2 separate regions of the Homo sapiens genome follow, and region 2 is linked to region 1. The links are chromatin loops, found by intact Hi-C in ENCODE. Cell type or tissue: ascending aorta. All regions are shown on one strand.

What was found. Peaks named below come from ENCODE experiments on the same cell type or tissue, not always from the same donor. Only the 100,000 strongest peaks of a DNase experiment are listed, where the experiment ranks them.
Region 2: it touches region 1 in a loop (1.9-fold over the local background); 11 of 110 quality-filtered maps call a loop at or near these places.

What each region holds. Positions count from the first base shown.
Region 1 is chr18:34,705,992-34,710,991 of GRCh38, forward strand. It overlaps DTNA (dystrobrevin alpha), which reads left to right and starts at 4,307. Exons shown (of 23, transcript NM_001386795.1): 1 at 4,307-4,454. In ascending aorta, no CTCF peak of the experiment used is centred here; DNase peaks (open chromatin) are centred at 1,910, 3,410 and 4,230; H3K4me3 peaks cover 1,689 bases; H3K27ac peaks cover 2,777 bases.
Region 2 is chr18:34,771,436-34,776,435 of GRCh38, forward strand. The region is part of intron 3 of DTNA (dystrobrevin alpha); the gene reads left to right. Among named protein-coding and RNA genes, the nearest start is that of DTNA-AS1, 6.3 kb to the left of the region's middle. In ascending aorta, no CTCF peak of the experiment used is centred here; a DNase peak (open chromatin) is centred at 2,846; H3K4me3 peaks cover 421 bases; H3K27ac peaks cover 454 bases.

The DNA of each region.
Region 1 (5,000 bases):
GGCTAGAGTGTAGTGGCGTGATCTCAGCTCACCGCAACCTCCGCCTCCCAGGTACAAGCGATTCTCCTGCCTCAGCCTTCCAAGTAGCTGGGATTACAGGCAATACGCCACCATGCCCAGCTAATTTTGTATTTTTAGCAGAGACGGGGTTCTTCCATGTTGGTCAGGCTGGTCTTGAACTCCCGACCTCAGGTGATCCACTCGCCTCGGCCTCCCAAAGTGCTGGGATTACAGGCATGAGCCACCGCTCCCAGCCATGAATTTTTAATGTATGAAGAAATACATCAAAATGTTGATACTTGTTATTTCTGATAGTTGAATTATAAGTGCTTTTAATATTATTTCACAAATGTTTTCTGTATTTTTCAACTTCTCTACAATGGACATGTAACATTATCTTTTCATGAGAACATGGAAAGTTACAAGTTTTTATTATTAAGTTTAAAAACCAACGTATTTTTCACTAAGAATACATTCAGAATATAAGTATATAATTATAATTTTTAAACACATGAAAAAATACAAAAACAGAGGCTTGAGGATAAATTTCCAAAAATGATATGGCAAAATGATTCAGAGTTCACAATAGGTTATCTGTAAGATATGGAGCCATCAATTTCATAGTGTTATTTAAAAACGGATATTTTCTGTGATGTACTCACAGAAGAAAAACATAAAGAAATCCTTATTATTTATAGCCCCATTGTTACAATTCAAAGGAAAAGTGCATGTTTGAAATATCTTAAGGGTAAAATAGAATATCTTGATATTAAATTGTATAAATTGAGATGGCTTGCAACAGACTTGTTCTTTCATAAGAAATTTTTATGAGCAGAATAGATACTAATCCGATTAATATTTTTTAGGTCAGCTGCTCAAAGTGGCCCAAGAAACAATGTGCTTGCAAAAATTGTTCAGTAGATCACAATCTTTTTTTGTTGCTGTCAACACACTTTCTTTTTTAATTTAAACCAGTGCCCTAACAATAAAGCACTTTGTGGTATGAAAAAATAAATAATAATTTTTAACTATGATGTGAAAATTGCATTTTCAGAGGTTCAAATTGTTTTGCTTGTTTTAATTTCATTAACATTGGCCATCAACGTTTTTTGCAGCCATGTTGCTTAATTTAAGCGCGTGACTTCTGAGCCCATGTTGTTACCTTGAGTTTGTAGGAAATTAGGTGCTCTCACATCTGAAGAGAGGGCAGTGAAGCATATAACTTTGAAGCTCCCTCCTGCTTCTATGGGACTAGGATTTGGCAAATTGACTTCCTGGGGTACCTTCTGAAGCATCATTACCTATGTCTCAAAAACTTTTTCTAAGTGATTGAATTCTTCATATGAAATTAAGTGGGTCACAAGAGCACAGATTATGTTGCATATTTTGTTCACATGAGGGGGAAGTTTAATTTTAACATTTGCAAAAGGGGATTTAAAACTTTGTGAAACCAAATATACTGGCGTCGTATTCCCTAGGGGTTAAAGAATCAACAGTCACTTTAACATCTGACAAAGGATGCACCTTCTGTTTGGCAATCAATCATATTAAATGCTCTAGTAACAGTGTACCTTAACTAGATAAATGATAAGCTCTTACATTTACAAAATGAAAAACAATTAGATACGTGTAATGGCCACATAACCAATCTCCAGGGGAAAAAAATGTACAAGGTAAACACTCCTGATGAAATGAATGCAGTCAGTGAGAGTCTCTATTCAGCCAGCCACACATGAGAATAGGTATGAATTATTCAAATTGGGGTTCAAATTATTCAAATAGTCTCTCCTTCATCAACTGTTTTGAAGAGGATTAGGGAGTGCTAATTTTCCGGTGTAGCTGCTCCTTGCCTTTTTGCCTGGTCGGCCTCACACATTTTTTTGGATTGGATCATCATGAGTCACCGCGCTGAAGGATTTTTCAAGGTTGGAGCAGTGCCAAAGCTATTTTAATCATCCCAACTGATTTGTTGTGGGGCTTTTCTTTCTTACTTACTTTTTAATGATAGAGAAATCTTGCAATGTGCAACATTCACTTTATTCTTTCTGGTAACTTCCTGCAATGAAAAATAAAATTGTTTTTTTCTACCACAGGCTTTTTTAACCCCTGGCTGCTTCTTTGTACCATATTCTTCAAAGGGATTTTAATGCTAATTTTCCTATACCATTGGCTTTGGTGTCAGGTAATTTCCTGAATTTGATTACGATGGAGAGAAGCAGCTAAAAGTCTACACTGGTGAGCAGTTTACAGTACTTGTTAGAGATCAAGGTGACCTTGTAAAGGCTTCTATTGACACAATATTGGTTAATTACTAGAAATGTAATCTATGTATATAATTTATATTTTAAAGCCCTTTATGATGAAGATTCTTTACAGTTCATCTTAATTTGAGAAAGTATCATTAACAAATAACATATAGACCATTTTTTAAGAATCCAAAATGAATACCACAATGAACTGCTGTACTTGTGTTTTTCTTCCATATTTAAAGATGAAAAAAATTAACTACCATGTTTAACATTCTTCCCACAGTCCATTTCATACTAGAAATATGCTTAACCTTCTGACTGATCAGTTGCTCCTAGCTGGTTTGTAGGTTGGAGCAAGCAGCCCTTGCTCTTTGCCTAAAAAGGTCTCTATATTTATGCTGTGTTGTTATGTAAACCTATGTTAGGAAACATAGGATTGTTAATGCACATCTTGTTGAAAATGACAGTTTATTCAGCAAAGGGAAGTCACGTGCCAGTCAGCTTTCTCATGGTCCCTCTTGTTCAAAAATCACATATTGACTAAATAATACTAGCCAGAATTTATTGAGCATTTAGTATGCTTCAAGCTTGGTGCTTCCCTTGGACTATCTCATTTAATCCATTTCCATTCCTTGTTAAAGTAGGAATTTTACAGAAGAGTAAACTGAGGGTTAGAGAGGTTAAGTAACCTATCCAAGATCACAAAAGTAGTATGGGCTAGAGCCAGATTTCAAATCCGCATCTGCTTGATTCCACAATTGCTCTTCTTAAGAACTCCTCTGCCTTGCCTCTCTTTGTGATGTGATGTACTAAGAAAAATTCTGTGCAGATCTCTGAAGGGTTTAACCACAGCAAGCCATGCTCTGAAGACAGTCCTGGAGGAGTTGAGGGAAAGCTTTCAGATGCCATCTTTATCCATTGAAGAAGTAGCCCTACCTAGTGCCAAGTCTTTTGATGGTTACTTGGTAGAGAAAGATGAGTAAGACAATGTTCCTGTTCCTCTGGGAGTCCATCTCTAAAGAGAGAAGATAGATATGCAAACAAATTATTGTGAAATGTAAGCTAAGTTTGGGAAATAAGGAAGGTTGTGCAAGAGCAGAGTGATTATGCGAGGCCTGAGGGATGAAGTAGCCATCCCTGGAGGACGGGGGCACCCACTGGCTGATTAATGTACCATGGTGGGAGGAAGGACCATGCTGACATGCTGGCAAGCGGGGAAGCTCCAGTCACCTGGGACTCCTTCAGCTTTTCCCTAAAGGACTGGTAATGCGCTGAAGGTGATTCCTTAAATCCTAACTACATAGCCATTGGTTTGGGGAGTCCCAGGATTGCTCAGAGTTTGTATCGTTTCAAATCCAAGACTGCTGCTCTTAATATAGAGCCCTCCCCACCTCAGCAAATATAGCCTGATCGATTCCAGCAGGCTGTGTTGCCTGCTTTAAATTTAAATGATAAATTTTAAAAGAACTGAAATCTGTTTAAATAACAGTTAAACACAGGGTTTTGATGAAAAGAAAATGAAGAATTTTACCTCCCACATCTAAGCTGTGATTAGAAGTTTGCTCTAGAAAAAAAGCACTTTGAAACTAGCCCTTCATACACTGATGTAGTGTTTTCAGCATCTGTGTTTACTGAATACATTACTGCATTTTTTAATGTTTCTAAAGGAGCTGTGGGATTATTGCTGCATTTCCTATTGAGTTAGTAACTGACATTTAAAAATATTTAGTTGGCTGATGTAGTAGATAATGATCAGTATTTCAAAAGATTAATGGTGACTTAAAATGCATAGAGATATTTCATTAGTTAGTTGGGAAACCTTTTATTCTTATACTTCTGTTATTTTTTTCTTGTTCATGAAGTTGAGTCAGCAAGAGAAGCATATTCAAATTAGACTTGTCATACAGAAAAAAAAATCTGACTTTGTCAGGGTGGGTGGAGGGGAAAAAAGCAACTTTTTGTCAGTCTTTTGTATTTCAGCAGCTGGATTCATTGCTACCATGGTAACGGACCACATGATGAGGTGTATTAGATTGCTGTGTGTTGAGCACAAGGGGAAGAATGAACACAGCTTTTTATTGAAGTTAAAGGTTACTTTGGAGTTTGTTTGGAAATGTGTAAGGTCAAATACTATAGTTTTCAGCATATGTAGTACTTCAGAGGAAGAATTAAGGGGCATGTTGGTGCATTTAACTACAAAACCAGGTAAGGTACAATTGAATCTATGAAACTGAACTCTCTGACTTCTGTCGCAGTGGCATAACTTGCTGGGTGGAATTTCACTGTCGCCCCCACCCCCACCCCCACATGGGCACCCGATAAATTTCTCCTGCCCACCCTCCTAGCTCCTCCACCTCCGGTTTCAGCTGTTTTTAATTTGAAAGTCTAAGATGTTGTGAAATGTTATAGTTTTATGGCAGTGTGTGTGTGTGGGAGTGTGTGTGTGTGTGTGTGTGTGTGTAAGTCAAAGAAAGAAAACTGCAAAGGAAGTAATAAGAATGCAATAACTGGTGTCTTCAAATCAGCGTAGACCTGAACAAAGTGTTTTCTTGTTTTGTTTTTTGAAAATGGTCCGCTTTTCTTAGAGGACACCTTATTAGTGGCATTTGTCCAAAGCTACTTGTCTCTTCTACTAAATTAAGCAGTAGGACAAAGTTTTCCAGCAAAGTTATCTAGTGTGTTTATTGTATGTGAGCTTTTGTTTTTCTTTCATCATATTATTGCGAGCCTCATCTAACATGTATAGTCCGG
Region 2 (5,000 bases), 65 kb after region 1:
ATTGCAGTGAGCTGAGATCGTGCCACTGCACTCCAGCCTGAGTGATAGAGTGAGACTCCTTCTCAAAAACAAAAACACACTTGTAAAAAACCCATCTTCTTTTTGAGTCAAAGGGTTCTCCTTTCCAAATCGCTTCTTCCCCTTACCATTCATCTTTGTACCCTGCCATACCTTCCCCATGATGTAACTAGCACATTCTCTAACAGAATAAAAGAATGAGTGTTTCTAAAAAATTAGGGGACACCAAGTTGATTATTTGATATTCTAGGAGGAATGGAGCAGAACAAAGAATACAAATAATATTTTAAATAATCCTTTCTAATCAGTAGTCTTCTCTTCAGCTTCCAGATTTTTTGTTAACTTTCCACAAAAATTAATACCCCATAAACTCTTATAAGGATATATAAAATGGCATCATCTCAGCCTTTATTTTAGACAAATAGCTGTTTCTACCATAACATTATTTCCTTGGTCAGCATTGACGTGGTTAATGATCCAGATACCCTGTAATGTCAGCAGATCTTTTTTTTTTTCAGAAATTACTTTGGAGTCAATGAAATGCAGCCCTAAAATCATGAACAACAAAGGACAACAAGAGAAATAAATCAGAAATATCTAATCCCTCCTGTTTAATAGTAGGAACAAAATTAAGAAGGCAAGGGAATATTCTATCCTACACCCACAGCTAACATTGCACCATCTTTTAGTCCTACTGGTTACAGCCTGAATTTTCTTTCCATTAGTCATATCAACTAAAATTTAATTAAAATTTTGTTTAAAAGGCAAAGAGGAGAAAAGGTCTATAATTATATCTCGGCTGTCAGAGTTTCTCAACATACTCTTTTTCTAGTAATTGAAATATTTTAAAGGTATCCTTCATTCAGATATGTTAAGTTAGAACACCTGCTTTTTCTATGTTACTGTCTCTAAATTTCTTTTCAAATTTCTTTTGAACCAAAAAAATGCAGTTACCTTTTTACCTAAATGTTTCTCTATCACCATAAAAGTAAGCCAAGTGAGTCCCATATAACTAGTCGGTCCTGAATCAATATTCTATGAATGAACGAATATGCTCCACTAGATTCATTTCTCACCAGTCAGGTGACTAGAAGAACGCTGGTCTTATGTGGCAGGAGTAGCCTTGAGCTATGTTTTTAGTAGTAAACACTAATATTCCACTCATTTTTCTTCCAACTAGTGTATCAGTATTTTCCTCTTCCCTGCTTCATGTTTAAATATGTGGATTTTTAGCTGCCACTATGAATTTTCTATTCTTGGTAAAAAATTACCATAAATTTAGCAGCTTAAAGAAGCACACATTTATTATCTTACAGTTTTTGTAGGTCAGAAATCCAATGCAGCATGGCTGGGTTTTCGGCTTAGCTTTACACTCAACTAAAATCAAAGTGCTGGTTGGGTCTGTGATTCTCATGTTGGGATCAAGGTTCTCTTCTAAGTGCATTCATTGTGGGAAAGTGTTATTTTCTTGTGGTTGTAGGATTGGGGCCCCGTTTCCTTGCTGGCTGTCAGCTGGAGACTACCTTCAGTTCCTAGAGCCTCCCTTATTCTTTGCCTCATGGCCCCTGTGGGCTGCTCAGGGCATGGGTGTTTGTGGCTTCTTCCAGCCCAGCTAGAGTGTCCTCTCTGACTTCCCCATTTATGACTAGCCAGAGAAGTCTCCTTGCTTTTCAGTGACTCACGTGTTTATATCAGGCCCACTCAGATGATATCCATATTTTAAGGTCAGCTAATTTGGGATCATAATATCATCTGCAAAATCCCTTCACTGCAGCCCCTGGATTCATGTTTGAATAACTAGGAGAAAGTATGTGACACCATGCACCAGGAATCAACCACACTGCTCAAGAACATAGACTCTTGTATTTCTCAGATAACGATGTATAAAATCTTGGATGTAAAAATAAAGTTTAAAGTCGGAAACACAGGCAAGAGAAATCGAACCAGAGAAAGATATGTATTTAAAAGAGAGGGATCAGAGGATTCTCCCTAGTCAAGGAGCCAGCAGGAAAAGCAGGAATATTCACAGTTGGGGAAATAAACTGCAGATGACTAACCCTTGGAGCACAATTATCTATGTTAGTGTTGTTGCAAATGTTTTTACTACATATTTTCATTCCTGATGTTGAATCATTCTAGACACTTGTTTAGAATAAAGGAAGGTGCATTGTGCTAGAATGCAACGTTCCCAAAAATTCCCTGTGGGAAAGTTGGTGGTGGCAGTGGAATATAAACAAACCTATTAAAGATGCCTATGTAATAGGACAATGGAAAAACTGCTCCTCTCTGGCACCCTGGACCTATGGCAAAATTATTTCCCCTTAATCAGAGTAAACCTCTGGATGAGAAAAGCAATGATTTTAAAGTCCTGATGATTATGATATGGGTTTAATTAAAGCTGCTTCTTCCCTTTAATGGTTTTTAAGATCTTAAAAATCAGGGTTTTGTTTCCTTGTTAGTAGACTTTTGTTTTAGAGAATGCCAGAAGCTTTGCTTAAACTGCTGCCACTGCATAACCTGTGAGCTAAGCCACACCTGTAGTCTCGTTTCCAGGCATCTGGATGTAACACACAGTGACTTCCTTCCCTTTCTTCTGCTTCTGCATTAGACGTGAAAGCTGTGCCAACTAAGCACTTTTACTTTCACAGCTGAGGAAAAACCATCATCTTAAAATGCTCCTGTCAGTTGGGAAAGAGTGATGCATACAGAGGAATGCGTTTCAAGCTTCCCAACCCTATCTAACAGGTGCCAAGGCAAGATTCGATGACCTTCCCCTGGTGGCCTGCCAAGCCCTGTTTCTGGGAAACTGCCTGCTTGGCTTGGAGCCAGTCAGCAGAGCGATGAAGGGATGCCCAGAAGGGGTTCTCCCACTGCCTGGCTCCCAGGATCTCAGGACTCCAGCACACATTGTAAGAAAACAGAAGTCAGTCGGGAGGACAGGGATGGGAGAGCAGCTTCTCCCATGAAATCACACCTGAGATTCCATCTGAAAGTCACTCCTGATGTCACCTGGGTTCACTCCTCACTGAGGTTTTGTTAACATTCATTGTTATTAGCAATCACTCATTTATGTATTCACTCCATAAATAGAGACAGCACTTACTGCATGCCAAGCATTATTCTAGATCATGGGGAGAACAGTGTGAGTACAAAGTGGACCATTCAGAAATTCATCCCTATTTGCATATTCTCTTACTGAAACTTTACATAAATGCATATTTATTTTAGTGTACTTCTTCAGCAATAAAAATTTCATTTTCAATATATCACTCTCACCTGTCGAAGAGTAAAGCAAAAGAGAGATAGAAGTTGGTAATAGAAAAGTGGAAGATTTATTCAGCGAATCCTTTTAAAAGAGAGGTTGCTTCCACAGGGTACCAAGACTCATCAAGTTTCTCAAGTCATAAATCTGGGCATCATCTTTGACCTCTTATCTCAACCCAGATTGAATCAATCATAAAAATCTCATCAGTTATGCTTTCACATATATCTCAAATCTATCCACATCTTTCTGTGCTGACTACAAATGCCTAGTCCAAAACATCTTTACCTGAATTACAATCTAAAATGGCTCCTAAAACTTCCTATCCCCTGAGCAATCCCATGCATAATCCCCAGGACTGGGAATTTCGTGGAATTCACTCCTGTGATTAGATTATGTTACATTGCACAGTTGCAACAAACCTTAAAATAGGGGAATCACCTGGGTGGGCCTGAACTAATCACCTGAGCCCTTTAAAAGCAGAGAGTTAGCCAGGTGCAGTGGCTTATGCTTGTAATCCCAGCACTTTGGGAGGCCGAGGCGGGCGGATCACAAGGTCAGGAGATCGAGACGATCCTGGTGAACACTGGGAAACCCCGTCTCTACTAAAAATACAAAAAATTAACCAGGCTTGGTGGTGGGCGCCAGTAGTCCCAGCTACTCAGGAGGCTGAGGCAGGAGAATGGCGTGAACCTGGGATGCGGAGCTTGCAGTGAGCCAAGATTGCACCACGGCACTCCTGGGCGACAGAGCGAGACTCCATCTCAAAAAAAAATAAAAATAAATAAATAAATAAAAATAAAAGCAGAGAGTTTTATCTGGCAGCCGTAGAAGAGAAAATCAGACGTTTGAAGGGACAGATGAATTTGTCATGCCATTGCTGGCTTGAAGATGGAAAGTGCCACATGCTCAATCACTAGATGTTGGGAGACAGCTGGCTGACAGCCAGCAAGGAATAGGGACCTCAGTCCTATGGTCACAAGGAACTGAACTGTGCTAACAAATGTCTTGAAAGTATTTTTTTTCCTCAGAGCTTCTAAAATAAAACTGAGTTCAGCCAACACCTTGATTTAATCTTGTGATACCCTGAGCAGGGAACCAGTCATGCCATACTTAACTCCTTAACTACAGAACTGTGAGTTAATAAGAGTCTTGTTTTAAGATTATGAGTTTGTGGTTATTTGCCACACAGTCATAAAGAACTATACACAGTAAAGCATGGACCTGTGCTTTCTGCTATACACAGTAAAGCATGGACCTGCACTCCAGTGACATCTGTGAGAAAGAAGACTGCTCAGATATGTAAGAGCCACTGGGACATATACTTTGTATAAAATTCAAAGCAGGACTGAGACTGAATAACCCTGTAGGTTTAGAAGGGGAGTGGACACTTTGTTTTACACAACTGATGAAGTTCAGCGCTATTTACCGAAAACTTTTCCCTTATCAAGTTCCAAGTCCCTTATCATCATAGAGGGAGAAAAAGGAACCAAAGGCAGGATCTGGACAAGGAGCAGGATAACAAAGGTGGGAGAGAGAAGTCAAAAGTCAACCATTCTGAGTAATGACACCCCCAAAGCATCCTCCAAACACGGAGAAGCCACACAGGGAAATAACATATGAGTATTTTCTTTTTGAGACAGAGTCTTACTCTGTCGCCCAGGCTGGAGTGCAGTGGCACGATCTCAGCTCACTGCAACCTCTGCCTCCCGGGTTCAAG